2 separate regions of the Homo sapiens genome follow, and region 1 is linked to region 2. The links are chromatin loops, found by intact Hi-C in ENCODE. Cell type or tissue: dorsolateral prefrontal cortex. All regions are shown on one strand. Links, peaks and the distances in the headings refer to the core of each region. The heading gives the core; the rest is flanking DNA. Region 1 has its middle 31 kb from the start of SLC10A2. Region 2 has its middle 110 kb from the start of ERCC5.

The links. Peaks named below come from ENCODE experiments on the same cell type or tissue, not always from the same donor. Only the 100,000 strongest peaks of a DNase experiment are listed, where the experiment ranks them.
Region 1: it touches region 2 in a loop (4-fold over the local background); 3 of 110 quality-filtered maps call a loop at or near these places.

The regions. Positions count from the first base shown.
Region 1 is chr13:103,093,264-103,101,438 of GRCh38, reverse strand. No RefSeq gene overlaps it. Among named protein-coding and RNA genes, the nearest start is that of SLC10A2, 31 kb to the right of the region's middle. In dorsolateral prefrontal cortex, for the core only: no CTCF peak of the experiment used is centred there; a DNase peak (open chromatin) is centred at 3,858; H3K27ac peaks cover 1,066 bases; H3K27me3 peaks cover 310 bases.
Region 2 is chr13:102,949,112-102,957,286 of GRCh38, reverse strand. No RefSeq gene overlaps it. Among named protein-coding and RNA genes, the nearest start is that of ERCC5, 110 kb to the right of the region's middle. In dorsolateral prefrontal cortex, for the core only: no CTCF peak of the experiment used is centred there; no DNase peak of the experiment used is centred there.

The DNA.
Region 1 (8,175 bases), core at 2,744-5,243, 140 kb before region 2:
GGGTGGAGGGAATGTTTTTATCAGATTCACAATAAAAGATTAAAACCCATCTTGGTGAAGTTTAAAGTTCAGTTAAACAATATCTTCTTTAAACTCTCCAGCATAGCTCAAACTATTAAAAATAATCCCTCCTTTATCTGTTTTTTAAATCTGGTTGTAACCAAAAGGAAGTTTCTTTTTCTACTTTCTGTGTCCAAGGGAAAAAAAAAAATTAAAGGGAAAAACAAAGAAGAGGGAGAGGAGAAGAAAACAAAATTGGAGTGTAGTGAAGATGAAATAAGGAGTTGCTGTAGTAGCAGAATTTGAGAGCTAGAAAGATCACTTTTTCCAACATGCCCTTTTAATAAGTAGACATCATTCATGATTTATGAAAGACTATGAGGCTAAAGTGTTGCCTAGTGACTGCTTCTTGCATCTCACACCCAGCAGCAAGACAACATCCAGGGCAAGTGGGAGAGGGAGTGATGAGTCAGTAGGCAAAGACCTTGCCTGTGGGGCCCCAACAGACTCCTTACAGAAGATATTTCCCTCTGAGTTTGCCCTTAAAGACATTATTGGCTGAGCATGGTAGCTCACACCTGTAATTCCAACATTTTGGGAGCCCAAGGTGGGAGGACCACTTGAGCCCAGGAGTTCAAGACCAGCCAGGGCAACATAGCAAGACCCCATCTCTATAAAAATAAATAAATAAGTAAAAATGCTATGAGTGCACAAAAGCATGCAGTGGCCACAGGATCAACATTGAACAAAGTCAAGTAAAGATTTTTAAATTTTTATTTAGGGCTGTTTATTTAGTTTGATGCTTTGTCTTTCTACCTACCTCTATGCCCTGGGAATTAAGAGAACTGAGTTCAAGGAGCAAATTTGCATTTTGCTTAATGTTAATTGAGATGTTTCCTGCACTTTTGCACCAATATGGTTTGGCTGTGTTCTCACCCAAAATCTCATCTTGAATTGTAATTCCCATAAGCCCCATAATCCCCATGTGTCCAGGGAGAGACCAGGTGGAGGTAATTGAATCATGGGGGTGGTTTCCCCTATGCTGTTCTCATGATAGTGAGTGAGTTCTCACGAGATCTGATGGTTTTATAAGTGTTTGCTAGTTCCTCCTGCATTCATTCTCCTTCCTGCCACCTCATGACAATGTGCCTTGCTTGCCCTTTGCCTTCCACCGTGATTGTAAATTTCCTGAGGTCTCCCCAGCCATGCTGAACTGTGAGTCAAGTAAACCTCTTTTCTTTATAAATTACTCAGTCTCAGGTATGTCTTTATAATAGTGTGAGAATGGACTAATACATGCATCATCTGTGTACATATTATTGTTTAAAAGGGTGTTCCTAGAGAGCATTAACTGACCAAGTCAGACAAGCTGGGGCGTCAGGACCGTGGTCCAGGGTTCTAGGATCCTCAGGCCTTTTCCATGAGCCACACATGCACTCAGTCTCCAACATTCCTCTTCAATGTCTTTTCTTGCTCAGTTCACAAGGAATGTTGCCAAGACCAGCATCCAGGGCCCCTGGGCTGCAGAAGCCCAACACCCTGCCTTTGGCCCTGCTCCAGTCTCTCTAGAACATCCTTTCTTCCTTGTCTATCCTGCTCTTAGAGAACACATGCTCAGCGTTCTTTCTCCCTGACACCACCACTGGCAGAAATTATCCCCCTCTTCCTCACGTCCCCACCAGACACAGGGGACACTAAAAGTGAGGACCATGTTCTATTGTCTCTGTAGACCCAGCAACTAGCAGAGGCTCTGGCAAAAAAAAAAAAAAAAAAAGAAAGTCTCCATGTAATGGTTGAACTAAAGCTTTCATGGGCTCACAATTTATTCATCTGACAAGTGTCTGTTGATCACTACTGTGTACCAGGTCTGTGCTATGAGAAAGGGATATAAAGATAAACAAGACCCAGTTTATGTTTACCAAGAGCTCTTAGTCTAATGGAAATGAATGCAAATCTGTCAACCTCTAAAGGAGAAAAAAATATCCAAGTTTATTCCCTTCTGACAATAGGACAGAGGCATCTTATTCATGGGACCAGAGTTCCACCACCGTTTGTAGAGAAACTCACCTGACTGGGCATCATAGCCATACCTGATGAAGTTTTAATAACCTGATATGTTTAAAGCTGAATTCAAGTTAACAGAGGCCTGAAGATATTAGAGTTGATTAGGGAAAGTACAAAAGAGAAAGAAAGAAAATTAAATCTGAGAAAGAGAAATAAAAATGATAATCAAATTTTACAGTGGGCAATTTTGTTCTATTTCTCTGTCTCAAAGTAGAGGTGAAAGTAGAATTTCCTTTTATTCTTTAGAAAATCCACAACTGGCCCAGGAGGCCAGGCATGTACTCAGTTCCCACCTCAAGACTTCATGTATAGCGTTCTCCTATTTTTAAAAGTGGATTTCTGTAAAATGTTTCATAATGTGGATTGGTTTCTTTGGGGTCTGCCTCTGCACTATAGCTGCATTAAAAAAGACATTAATAACTTTTCCGTTAATGGGTTTTTCAGAGTCTCCAAAGACTCACCTTGTACATTATAACTTCCTCCCACTTAGCCCCCTGGCTATGTCTTGATTGCCCTTGTAAGACATCTTCAGGACATGTTGCTTAAGTTAAAGATTGTCCTTATGAGAAATAACTTCTCATACTATGCACAACGTACACTCAGGAAACAGCAGTGCTTAAGTGCCGTCATTTCATGTGTCATTTTACCTTCATCCTGTGAAACGCTCAGCTCTGAGAGGGGCTGACCCTGCCTAGTAAATGAAGAATTTCAAAGACAGAGGCAGCTGAGGCTCTATCTAAGACATGAGAGGTGACTTTGAACTGGTTATTTCATGTTTTTGTCCTTTGCCAAGACACTCTAGTCAACTCACCCAATCTTCACTTTTACAGGGTGAGGTGGAGTTTCCAGAAAATTATTGTTCCATTTTGAAACCTGTAGAAGAGAGAAAAAAGATTCCATAAAATCATAATTTGCTAAGTGTATGTGTATGTGTGTATACATGAAATATATGAGTATCTTTTCTATCATCCAGATATGCTAATATTAAAGATAGAGTCTTGCAACGGGTCTCAAATTTTGCTACGCTCTCTATGACAACATAGAATGTAAATCATTAGAGGGTAGGAACTATGGTAGCCTTGTGTTTGTCACTGCTTCTAGTCTTGTAATTTTAGCCTTTTCTGGTCCCAAAAGAAATCAACCTTGCATCTCCCTAAATACCTGTCACTGGGACTAGCAACTGGCACTAGCCGCTTTAGCTGGGCAAGTAAACCCTGAATTCAGAAGTGACAAACAAACGTCCCAAGATTCTTCTTGCTAAAGTAGGAGTTCTTTACCTTTTATGAGTTACAGACAGCTTTGGGAAGATTTTTTAAATGTACATAGCTACAAACAAAAGTTTGCATGCTGTTTTTGGAGGGTCATAGGCCCTGACAGCTAACTTCAGCATCTCTACCTTGAAAATATTTTTAAAATCAGCCTGCCCCATCTCCTCATATTCTGCCCTCTCTTCCCCAGGTTGGCAGCCCTTGCTTTATTTTGGTCTCTGCTGTCTTCTTGTTACTCAGAGAGCACTTGTTAAGTAAACAGCCTCCGCAATGATCAGGTAACTGCAGTGGTAGTTGTGTGCCTCACCATGCTGCCATTAAAGAAATGACAGTCTGGTTAACCAAGCAGCACTGGTTTTTGACAGATGACAAAGCATTCATGGCACTGAGATCGGTTTCAAAACAAATGGCTGTCTCAGGCTACTCACCACTCTGTTGTGAGACTGTCAGGGGCTGCCTATACGTGGTTCACATCCGAGGAAGCTTGGCCAACTGGCGCTCACAAGAGATGACATCTATCAACAGCATCAGTCTCTGCAGGCCTCCAAGTACTACACCCAACATTCAAACACAAAGCGTGATAGAAGAGGCATCCCAGTGCGGCAGCTGCAAATTAGCAGCAGACAATGAAAAGTTGGTTCAAAATTTGGCTTCATGGTTTTCATTCAGGGCAGCATGATGAGTGAAAGCAGACTTTTGTCTCCAGTGGACCTCATTTGCCACTCACTTGCCCTTTCAAACCACCCTTTTACTCAGTTTCCCTTTATAGAAAATGGGGAAAATTGAAAAAATTATTTCCCAGGTTACTGTGAATGGTAAATGTAGTGGTAGTTAGTGCAGGTAACTACTACAGTGCCTGTCAAGTATTAAAGGATTCAAGAAACTTACGACTGAAACAGTAAATGCAAGTTAATTCTAACTTATAAAAGGAAATCATCTAAGTTTTATCTGAGAACTACATAGTGAAGTCAGTCTGTGTGGGCTGCCATAAGAAAATGCCATAGACTGAGGGGCTTAAACAACAGAAATTGATGTCTTGAAGTCCTGGAGGCTGGAAGTCAAAGATCGAAGTGCGGATGGAGATCAAAGTGTGGGTGGACTCTGTTCTTGGTGTGAGTCTTCTTCCTGGTTTGCAAATGCTGCCTTCTCGTTGTGTCTTCACGTGGCAGATGTGGTGTGGGGGAGAAAGAGGCAGACGTGGTGCTTTCTGGTGTCTCTTCTTGTAAGCATACTAATCTCATCAGATCAGGGCTACACACTTATGACTTCGTGTCACCTTAATTCCCTCCTAAAGGCCCTATCTTTAAATACAGTCTCATTAGTGGTTAGGAATTAGTGCAACTTAGGAACTTGGGGGGAATGCAATTCAATTCCTTGCAAATGGCAATAGATTTTAGGTATCCTGAGAAATTTGGAAAATGAGACCCAAACTGAAATAATATCTCTAATTAACAAATTTTATAAATCTTGAACAGAGAAAATTAAAATTCTGAATTGAGAACATCCATATGAAATTATATTTCTTCTTCTCTGGGTTGAGGGAGAGCCATGCCAAGTCCAGAAATTCTCCATTTGGCCCATTTTATGAGTTTATTGGTACAATTTAAGGGTTGGACCGCAGACACAGAAGTATGATCCGAGGGACACTCCAGCGACTGTGCCAGGGAGTGAGGGCAGGGAAGGCGGGCTGGCCTGCAACTGCCACTTGCTCCGAGCGGCCATTGTCAGTGAAGGATCCTGGGGGCCAGAGAAAGTATTTTAAAGTTCATGGCACACAAACGTATGGAAGAAGTCAGGGATATTTTAAAGTTCATGGCATACAAAAGTATGGAAGAAGTCAGGGATATTTTCTGAGTTGGGAAAAACATACCCAGTTTTCTGCTAAGTCAACACAGCTTTTCTTTTTCTTCTAGCTCTGGAGAAACTAAAATGTGAGGGAAAAAGCTCCCCTGCATTTTCATGCCCAGCTGTCTGTGCTTTGCCATTCCTTTGGCTTGAATACTGTTCCTGCCTTCCCTCATGGGCAAAATAATCAAGTCCTAAGGCAATAACATCCTCCTTATAATTTCTTGTAAGTCCCTTAGCCCATCAGCATTCTCTCTCTTTCGCCCCATATCCCAATACACTTTCCTCTTGCTACTTTGTGACCTGTTAGCAAGTTCTTTACCCCTCCACCACTCAGTTTCCTTGCCTGCAAAATGGGTATGTTATTGATACACATCTCATAGATTTGTAGTAGTTAATGAAACAATAAATGTGAAGCATTTAATACTGTGCATGACATATTATAGCCACTTAATACATTTTAACCTATTGCTATTATTATAAATCGTTTGTAACATGCGTTTCAGATATCTTGAACAACTTTCCAGACCTTAGTGCTTCTATTAACTACATAATATTTACAGGACTGTATAAAAATAGATAAAGACACTTAAAAGTATGTATGACATGTTCTTTTTAAAAAGTTGGATTGAATTTATGATTCTTGGAGAAATGTATGATTTTCTCCTATAAATCATTATTCTTTTAAAATCAATCATGTTGAGGCACAATTTAAATTCAATGAAATTTACTCATTTTATGCGTAAAGTTTAATGCATTTTCACTAATGCATACACCATTGTGACTGTCACCACTTATGAGACACAAAACACTTCCATCCCCCTGAAAGGTCCCTTGTGTCCTGGTCCACTCAAGCCCATTCCACCCCTACCCTGGGAAATTACTGATCTACTTTCTGTCACTACAGATTAATTTTACCTGATCTATAATTTGATATAAATCAAATCCTACAGTTTGCTTTCATTTTTTTCTAGCTTCTTTTCCCAGATTAATGTTTGGAGATTTGCCTATATTGTTAAATCTATCATTACCTAATTTTTTTATTGTTTTTAATTTATTTTTTATTTTTACCCATTGTAGGGCTATACCACACAGTTTGTATATAGCTTCACTGTAGATGGACATTTGGTTGTTTCTGTCTTTTATGCATCATGTATAAAGCTGCCATGAACATTTCATTACAAGTCTTCATATAAACACAACTTTTCATTTCTCTTGGAATTATTGTTAGGTAAAATGGCAAGTGCATATTTATAAGAAACTTCCAGGTTATCTCCTATTTTGATTTCCCCCCAGTGATGTATGACTTCCAGTACTCAATGACATTACCAATATTTTGTGCTGTAAGTCTTTACTTTTTACCTTTATAGTAGGTGAACAGCAGTATCTTACAGCAATTTTTGTTTATTTTCTCTGATAATTAATGATGTTGATGATCTTTTCATGTGCTCCTTGGCCATTCATATATTGTCTTCTATGAAGTTCCTGTTCAAATATTTTGTTTATTTTTTTCTCATTAAGTTGTAGAAACTCTTTATGTATTCTAACTACAAGTCCCTTGTAATATACATGTATTCTAATATCCTCTTACAATCTTCGGCTTGCCTCTCATGTTCTTAGCAGTATCTTTTAAAGAAAAGAGCTTTGGATACAGTCAAATTAATCATTGTTTCTTACATTTAGCTTTGTTTTCTGAGGAATTTTTGCTTACCCCACTGTCACAAACATTTTCTTGTATGTTTTTGACTCATAGTTGTACGGTTTCAGCTTTAACTTTTAACTCTATGATATAGTTAAAATATATTTTTGTGTAAATTGCAAAGTAATGGCTGAAGTTTATTTCTCCCATACATATATCCAGCTCCTCCAGAACAATTTATTTTTTAAGAAATGATTTTTCCCCAGTGAACAACTGTAACACCTTTTTTGGAAATCAATTGACTGCATATGTATGTGTCTATTTTTAGACTCAATATTTGGTTTCACTGCTCCATGTGTTTTTCTCATGCTGATATCAGTCTTGAACACAGCTAAGTCTTGTGTCCCCACCCAAATCTCATCTTGGCTGTGTCCCCACCCAAGTATCATCTTGAATTCCCATGTGTTGTGGGAGGGACTCAGTGGGAGGTAACTGGATCATGGAAGCAGGTCTTTCCCATGATGTTCTCATGGTGGTGGGTGAGTTACATGAGATCTGATGGTATTATGAGGGGGAGTTTCCCAGCACAAGCTATTTTTCTTTGACTGCTGCCATCCGTGTAAGACATGACTTGCTCCTCCTTGCCTTCTGCCATGATTTTGAGGCTTCCCCAGACACTTGGAACTGTAAGTCCATATTAAACCACTTTTTTGTAAATTGCCCAGTCTCAGGTATGTCTTTATCAGCAGTGTGAAAACAGACTAATACAGTAAATTGGTACCAGGAGTGGGGTGTTGCTGAAACAATACCCAAAAATGTGGAAGTGACTTTGAAGCTGGGTAACAGGCAGAGGTTGGAACATTTTGGATGGCTCAGAAGAAGACAGGAAAATGTAGGAAAGTTTGGAACTCCCTAGAGACTTGTTGAATGGCTTTGACCAAAATGCTGATAATGATATGGACAATGAAATCCAGGCTGAAGTTGTCTCAGATGGAGATGAGGAACTTTTTGGGAACTGAATCAAAGGTGATTCTTGTTATATTTTAGCAAAAATATGAGTGGCATTTTGCCCCTGCCCTAGAGATCTGTGGAACTTTGAATTTATGAGAGATGATTTAGTGTATCTGGCAGAAGAAATTTCTAAGCAAAAAGCATTCAAGATGTGACTTGGGTGCTGTTAAAACCATTCAGTTTTATAAGGGAAGCAGAGCATTAAAGTTTGGATAATTTGCAGCTTGACAATGTGGTAGAAAATAAAATCCCATTTTTTGAGGAGAAATTCAAGCTGACTGAAGAAATTCACCTAAGTTACAAGGAGCTGAATGTTAATCCCCAAGGCAATGGGAAAAATGTTTCCAA
Region 2 (8,175 bases), core at 3,321-5,820:
TCTACGATGCTGATGTGATGCTGCTGATCCATCCTTTGAGGATGCCTACAGAAGCTGCTCCTACTGCAAGTGCGGTTCATGGCATCAACCTCACCCAGGAGCTTGTTAGAAATGCAGGACCTTGGGCCTCCTCCCAGACTTACTGGGGTAAGAAGCTGCAGTTTAACAAGATCCCCAGGTAACTTGGTGCACATTAAAGTCTGAGAAATATTGCTCTACAACAGTTAAAAACAGGGAAAAGTAATGGAGTAATTTATGTTTTATTTATTCTAAAAACCTTTTAGATAGACACAGCTCTTTTTTTGTTCAGTTATTGCCCTTTTGTGTTAGAGGGTGGAGGGAGGTATCTTACCTGCAAAGTTGGTAAAGAGTTTCTGCACTATCTCTTAAGCTGACTTTAATTTACCCACCCCTACATCCAATTTTAATACAAAAGGGGGCAATCTCCCCGTGAACTCAGCCTTGAAAATGTTTGGCATCCTTGAACAATTGCAAGCTGGATTGTGTTATTCACTGGGCTTCCTTGACCAGGACGTCCTGCCTTTGGTCACATCCTAGTTTGATAGATAGGAATAGATTAAAACTGACTCTCAGATGGGTTCTGGAAGGAGCCACAGCCCTGGCCATCCTCCCTGAGAAGAGACAGAGTGAGTCCATCAGCGGCAGGATACTCTGCCTTGACTTCACAGCTAATCATATTTCCCCAGATCTGAGAAGAGACTCAGCAGAATCTAAGGGCCCCAGAGGAGAATCAGGTATCATTAACCCTTTTATTGGAGATGTTATTGGTTTTCTGTGAGTTACCATTAGAGGAAAGTGACCGCAGTTAGAAGATATTGAAGAAGACTGAAGACTGTGTATTTATCTTGTGACTAAACACACAGCAAATTTCTACCTTTGCCTCAAAAATTCCTAAATGGAATTACTGAAACATAACTGTTACATATACAAAGAAGAGTGGGCTATGTTTCAAGATGTAGACATTAACTGTAAATTAACTATCTCAAACTCTCTCACTTTTCTTAATTTAAGCTGAGAGAAGAAAAAATGAAAATGGAAAGAAGTTTGGAGTGATCATAAGAACATAACGAGTACAGGAAAGTGCCATCAAGTAAATGCTATTGGGAAAACACAAACCAACAAATAAACCTCTCTCTGTCTCTGTCTCTCTCTCTCTGTCTCTCTCTCTCACACACACACACACACACTCACACTCAGTCTACTCTTTCTTTTTTAGTGCACAGAGCTCCCTCCAGGTGATAAGGTCCATAGTGTCTGCTGAAACCAGCTGATAATTTCTGAAGGAGCACAAAGATTCATGTAAACCATCTTATTCCCAGCACATTCTTGCTATCCTTGCACTTGTTCCTTGATCAGATAAGGAGACAGTGGGACCATTTTCAATCCTTAATCTGATCCTCTAAAACATTACTAAATATTCAATAATAAAAGTGTTGTATATTGACAGGGGATGTCAGCAGCCCAAAAATGTTTAATGAAGTACCTGAAAATACAGATAGATTATACCGGCAGAGTCAATAAGACAACAGCCATTCAGGCAAGACATGGCACAAAAGCCAGAGGTGATAACTGCCCCCAAAACTTAAAGGGAAAAACACTTCCCTGATCAATGCCATTCTCCCACCTCCCTTTCTGAAAACTATTTACTTCAAGAAGTACTTACCAAAAAAAAAAATATATTCACTATTTCCTGAAATCTGAATATTGTTTGTCTTCTAAAACCACCTGGTAAAATAGCTTAGCTTTCCACCCATCACTGACACCCCAGTGTTCTTTTCCCTCTGGGTGTACTGAGGGTGGAGAAATGGGAACGATCCCAGATCGAGGGTGGGATCTCCCTGGGGTCATTGGGGAAATGCAAGATGACCTCTCACTAAATTGTATGACTGTTGGAAAGTAGACAGGGGTGGCATGGAGAAAATAAACCTAAAATCATTTTTCCCTATAATTGGGCTCTGGGCAATATTTGAATTCCTTTTGATAACAATTAGACTGTGGTGTAGCTCTTCTTTAGAGCCTAGGAAATATTACTGGCATTTGTTTTGGATATTACTATTCAAAATGCTGCTACCGATTAGTAAGTCTCTCCGAGGTTATAAACGCTGGAAAGAAAACGCTGGAAAATGATCCCAGAATGAAGGAGAACATAGAGATAAGACAACTGAAAGCAAGGTATAATTTGGAATTGGATTGTTTTTTCTCTGGCAGGTGTTATTGAGCCAACAGGAGAGCTGGAGTGGGACCTGAATATTAGATGTTAGTAAGGCATCAATGTTAATTTCTTGACTTTAATGGTTGCATTTGGAAATGATGGGCATTAAATGGTACAGAAAGAAGAAAGAGGAAGAGGAGGGAAAGGAGGAAAGGAAGAAGAAAGAGAAGAGGTTCTTTGCACTGTCCTCACAACTTTGCTGAGCTGGGGATTGTTTTAAAAATAAATAAAATTATATAAAAGAAACTCAATAAAATAAATCATTCAAATCTCAATACTTCTCTTCTTTGTGATTTCATGCACTCTCAAATCTGCAAAGTCTGCAACTACTCCATTAACGCAATGGCTTTCTGCATCAATGACTTACTGCTTCATGACAAATCACCCCAAAACATGGTGGCTTAAAATAACAACCATCTATTTAGCTCAGAATTCTATGGGGCAGAAACATTGAATGGGATCAGCTATGCAATTCTGCTAGGCTGGGCTGGGCTTACTCATGCATTTGCAGTGAGTTGCCAGTCCCACTGGGAGCCCCTGCTTCTGGGGATTGCCTGGCTGTCAGCTGAGACCATGAAGGAAACTAGGCCATATATCTGTTATCATCTACCCAGCTAGGCTGAGTTTTTTCTCCTGGCTGCTCAAGGTTCTAAAAGCACATAGATAGTAAACCCCACGCAATCTTCTACATTTTCAACTTTCCGCTCGCCTCACAGGTGCTGCTGTCCCATTGGCAAAGCAAGCCACACAGACAAGCCCAAGGTCAATGTAGGAAGGCCCCATCAAACTGCATCAATATTGGGTGTCATTACAGCAATCTAGCCAGCACACTCCCAAATCTCCATTTCTAACTCTGCTTTCTCATCCTACTTAAACTGCCTGCTAGACATCTCTTCATGGTGTCCTCCCTGAATTTCAAATTTCACTTGTATAAAATTCATCATATTATAGCCAACACAGGATAATGAATAGAACGAGGCTTCTAGTCAGCTCTGGGTTTGAATTCTACTTATTGTGAGATTTTGGTTTAAGCTACTTAAATCTCTGAGAATGGCTTCCATTTTCAACAAAAATAATAATAAATATTTGATAGTTATTATGGGGATTAAACAAGATAGTGTACTGTCAACCCTTAACACACAGTAGGCAATCAATAATTTTTTTTGTATTCTCCACCCATTATCTAGAGAAACCTACTCCCCTTTTCGAATTTCTTTATTGACATGTTCTCACTCATCCAGGCTGATGGAAACACTGTGGCCATTTTCACATTTTCCTTTTCCTTTGCCCATTTGTATTCAACCTGCCCACCTAATGGGTTATCTGAAGAATTACACTGAAGCACGTAACAAAGTGCCTATCAAATCATAGTTCGTCTCTGTATATTTTTTTCATTTTTAAAAGGCTTGTTAATAATCAAAATCAGTTCATTGCATTTCTGCAATTTTACTCAACAAACATTAAGTATCAGGGATGAACTCGTCACCTTTTGGGTCTCTTACCAAAGCTACACTTCTTCCTCCATCTTCCGTGTCTGTCCCCTGTCAGCACCAACAACCAGGGCCCTCAGGACATGACCCTGAGAGTCCTCCTTGACGTGGTTCTCATCCGCTTCACTCAAATAATTCACCATGAAGTCCTACTGGTAGAACTACCTGGCTTCAGTTTCATCACCACCACTGACTCGCTGATTGACATTGGACCAGTCACTTAATCTCTCTGTTTCGGTTTCCTCATCTGTAAAATGGGAGTGATAATAACAGTACAGGATGCACTTAGACTGTGCCCGCTACCTACCCAGTGCTTTGATAGGGTTAGCTATTACTGTTGGCCCCTGAGTCCTTCCTTGTCTCTCCATCTCTGCTTGCTGCTACCTCAGTTCAGGCTCTCACCATCCCTCTTGGGTGTGAGTGCCATTCATCACCCTCTAACTTAAATCCAGCGCCTGGTGTCACCTCTTCCAATCCATCCTCCCTGCAGGCACCAGGGAAATCAGTGCAAAAGGACAAGCCCAGGATGCCACTTTCCTTCTGAAAGCCCTTCACCTACTGCTATCTTCTCAGACTATTTGGACTGAAGATCAGTTTGTTTCCTAACCAAGTTTCAGTAACAGAACATACATGTGTAAAACAGTAAAAAGTATTTATTGGAAAAATTTAATACAAAAAAACCTAAACATATACAAAATAAAAGTCTCAAATTTTAATTGTCACACGTCATGGGCATAAAGAGTCTGTCAAATTGCTGATGGGGTACGGTGGCTCACGCCTGTAATCCCAGCACTTTGGGAGCCCGAGACAGGCAGATCACTTGAGGTCAGGAGTTCGAGACCAACCTGGTCAACATGGTGAAACCCTGTCCTACTAAAAATATAAAAGTTAGCCAGGCATGATGGCACATGCCTGTAATCCCAGCTACTCAGGAGGCTGAGTTAGGAGAATTGCTTGAACCCGGGAGGTGGAGGTTACAGTGAGCCGAGATCATACCACTGCACTCCAGCCTGGGTGATAGAGCAAGACTCTGTCTCAAAAAAAAAAAAGAAAAAAAGAAAAGAGTCTGTCAAATTGCTGCGAAAGTTTCTAAACACACAGTCCTGATTTCTCCACTCATCTCTTCATGGACCCCTGACAAACAGCTACTGGACTGAGAGCTCCCCTTTGAGAAGCACCTAAGTTAGGAGCCCTTCACTACCGATGGTCCAGCTAGTTTTTTGCCTAATCTTATCCTCCAATCCAACCCTTCCCCCACACCCCAACTCTTCCTGCAAAATGTGTATTTATGCATTTGTGCATTCATTCACTTACATATTATTTATTTATTTATTGACTTGGGTTCCCCCAATGTATAATCCATCTCTGTTCCTTCCCACATGCTGATTCCTCTTCCTCTTCGCATTTTTGTGACCAGAAAACTCCTAAGCAGATGCTGCATGATCTATAGTCTTCCTATCCGCTACTCGGTGTTGCAGCTGCCTGCCAGGCCCTGTTTCATCCCTGATACGATGGTTGGTTGTCATCGCCTTCCTTGACACTGCTGTGTGGCTGCCAGCACTCTGGTTAGTGTGGTCTCTCCCCGCCTTTAAGAGTTGCAGGCCACTGAGTCCTGTTGCCCCGCAACGCTGCTGCGGCACTGCTGCTTCTATAAGAAAGGAAGATTTCCTCCTTGAATTACTAAAGCCATCTGAGCCTTTTAGTGAAAGCCTGCTTATTCCATTCCTCTCTCCTTTCTCCTTAGGTAACTGGGGAAATGCACTTGAAGACAGCTTCAGACAACAGTTAAAGACACCACCTTGTATCTCATCAACTTTGCCGAACACCTACTCTGTCTGTTATTCAGCTGGCTGCAATAAAAGCAGAAAGAAAAGCGCATCCCCACCAGAAAAGCAGCACTTAGAGCCACTCAAGAAAGATCAGAATCGTGGGATTGTACTGGTGGTTGGGGTAATTTAAGGAAGAGCACTAAGTTGGTGACTAGGATTTTAGTCTTGAGAGACAGTTCTCTGTGGGTCTTTCTCATTTTCACACGTCTTCTTAGCAGAGGCATGACAGCCTTTTTTCTCTTTTCAAAAATATACATGAACAGTTGAAAGGTAGGAACAGTGTCTTCTTCTGGAGCAGAGGGAAGAATGTTGTACAGTACAATAAAGATAATGTCTCCAGGCAGGGCGTGGTGGCTCACACTTGTAATCCCGGCACTTTGGGAGGCTGAGGTGGTTGGATTGCCTGAGGTCAGGAGTTCTAGATCAGCCTGGCCAACATGGTGAAACCCCAACTCTACTAAAAAAAAAATACAAAAATTAGCCAGGTATGGTGGAGGGTGCCTGTAATCCCAGCTACTTAAGAAGCTGAGGCAGGAAAATCGCTTGAACTCAGGAGGCAGTGGTTGCAGTGAGCTAAGATCATGCCATTGCACTGCAGCCTGGGTGACAAGAGCAAAACTCTGTCTCAAAAAAAAAAAGATGTCTCCCTCCTGGGCAAAACTTAGGTAGGTTTGCTTGCATTTCATTTATTACCAAATATTGGTGTTCCCTAAGCTGAGGGTTTCTCAAATACACGTGCAACATCCAGGGCCCCGAATGAGTTCACATCCTTTACAGGGACATAGATGAAGCTAGAAACCATCATCCTCAGTAAACTAACACAGAAACAGAAAATCAAACACCGCATGTTCTCACTCATAAGTAGGAGTTGAACAAGGAGAACACATGGACACAGGGAGGGAAACATCACACACTGGGGCCTGTCGGTGGGTGAGGGACTAGGGAAGGGAGAGTATTAGGACAAACACCTAATGCATGTGGGGCTTAGAACCTAGATGACGGGTTGATAGATCCAGCAAACCACCATGGCACATGTATACCTAGGTAACAAACCTGTACATTCTGCACATGTATCCCAGAACTTAAAGTAAAATTAAAAAATAAATAAATAAATAAAAATACATAAATAAATATAACTAATTAAACATCCAGGACCACTCTGTGTGGCCCCAGTGGGACTTGGGAGACGAAGGGAACTGACACAAGCATTCATTGCATGCCACTTGCTATGCAGGGAGGGAAAAAGTCCTTTGTCTCTTACCCAGGAGTGTTGTGTCTTCTATCAGCATCTGTGAATCAGTGGCAGGCTTAAGTGTTAGCTCAAAAGTGGCGTAAAATAACACAGTTCTCGACATTTAGAAGAGGTCAGGGAACTATTTCACAGGTCCCACTTGAGCTAAGACATACAGGCTTTGCGTAAGTTAGCCGTAAGGACATTCTAGAAGACAAAAAGAAAAGCACATAGCAGGGAATGGTGGCATCACCTCATGACACATTTAGGAAAATGCAAGTAGAACAGGACGGCCAGATCATTGCCAAAGATTTCACAGACAGCTGTGAAACTAAACCGATGTGTTCGATTTAGACTTAGCGTTCATTTTGAGTTACATTTTTTAACAGCATTAAGCATAGTCTAAATTAGCTAATGCAGTGCTTCCCAAACTGGTGTCAAAGAAAAACTTTGTAGTTTTCCTTGTAATGTAGCATTAATCCTGTGCCAAGAAAAATAGACTTTCCTTGCACTATTAAGTGAGTTTGTTAACGGCAAGCAAAGTTCGATACTTTTTTTACTGAAGCCCTTCTGGATACTTTAAAATGTCAATCAATATTTTGAATCACCAAATGGGAACTGTAGCATACAGTCTAGCTAGTCCCAGCTAATCTGATCAGATAGCCTTTGTTTGGGGAACCCTGATTAACATTTCCCAGAATCATTGTTCTGCTCCTCCTAATATGAGTAATGTTCTGTCTAATCCATTTAAAAATCACTATAGCATTATTATAAACAAACAAATAAAATTACAAATGAGTAAAATTAATCTTTAGCTGGATTTGCTTTGAAAATATATCTATGTGGTTAGGATTCTGTGATCCTAGCCTTGATCACCTAAAGAAAGTGAAATTCTATAGAGGCTTGTATGCATCTGTTCTCCGCTCCAATGACCTGCAAAATAATAACTCAATTCATTAATTGCACAGGAACATGTTAGCTCATACACCTAACCTCTAGTTGACTAAATTGTTGTAAGAACAATTTATATAATACTGAAATATATATATATATGCATATATGTGTGTGTGTGTGTGTGTGTGTGTGTGTGTATAGTGCAATAGAACACAGAAGTTTGGAGGTTTACCCTTTATAATTCAGACATTATTTACTTTGCTGAAGAATGCCTTCAGAGTCTTATTACACTCTAGGTCATTGAAAATATAGTATTGCACACATATCATTTTAGTATGAAATATATATATTATATGTAATAATATGTGTATTATATCTGCATTCATATATATTATATATACACTGAAAATACCTAGACAAATTTCTCTTAACCCTAAAACAAAAAGAATTAGGAAGCCAAGCCGGGAAAATTTGATAGCCCTTTGATTGTTGGCCATT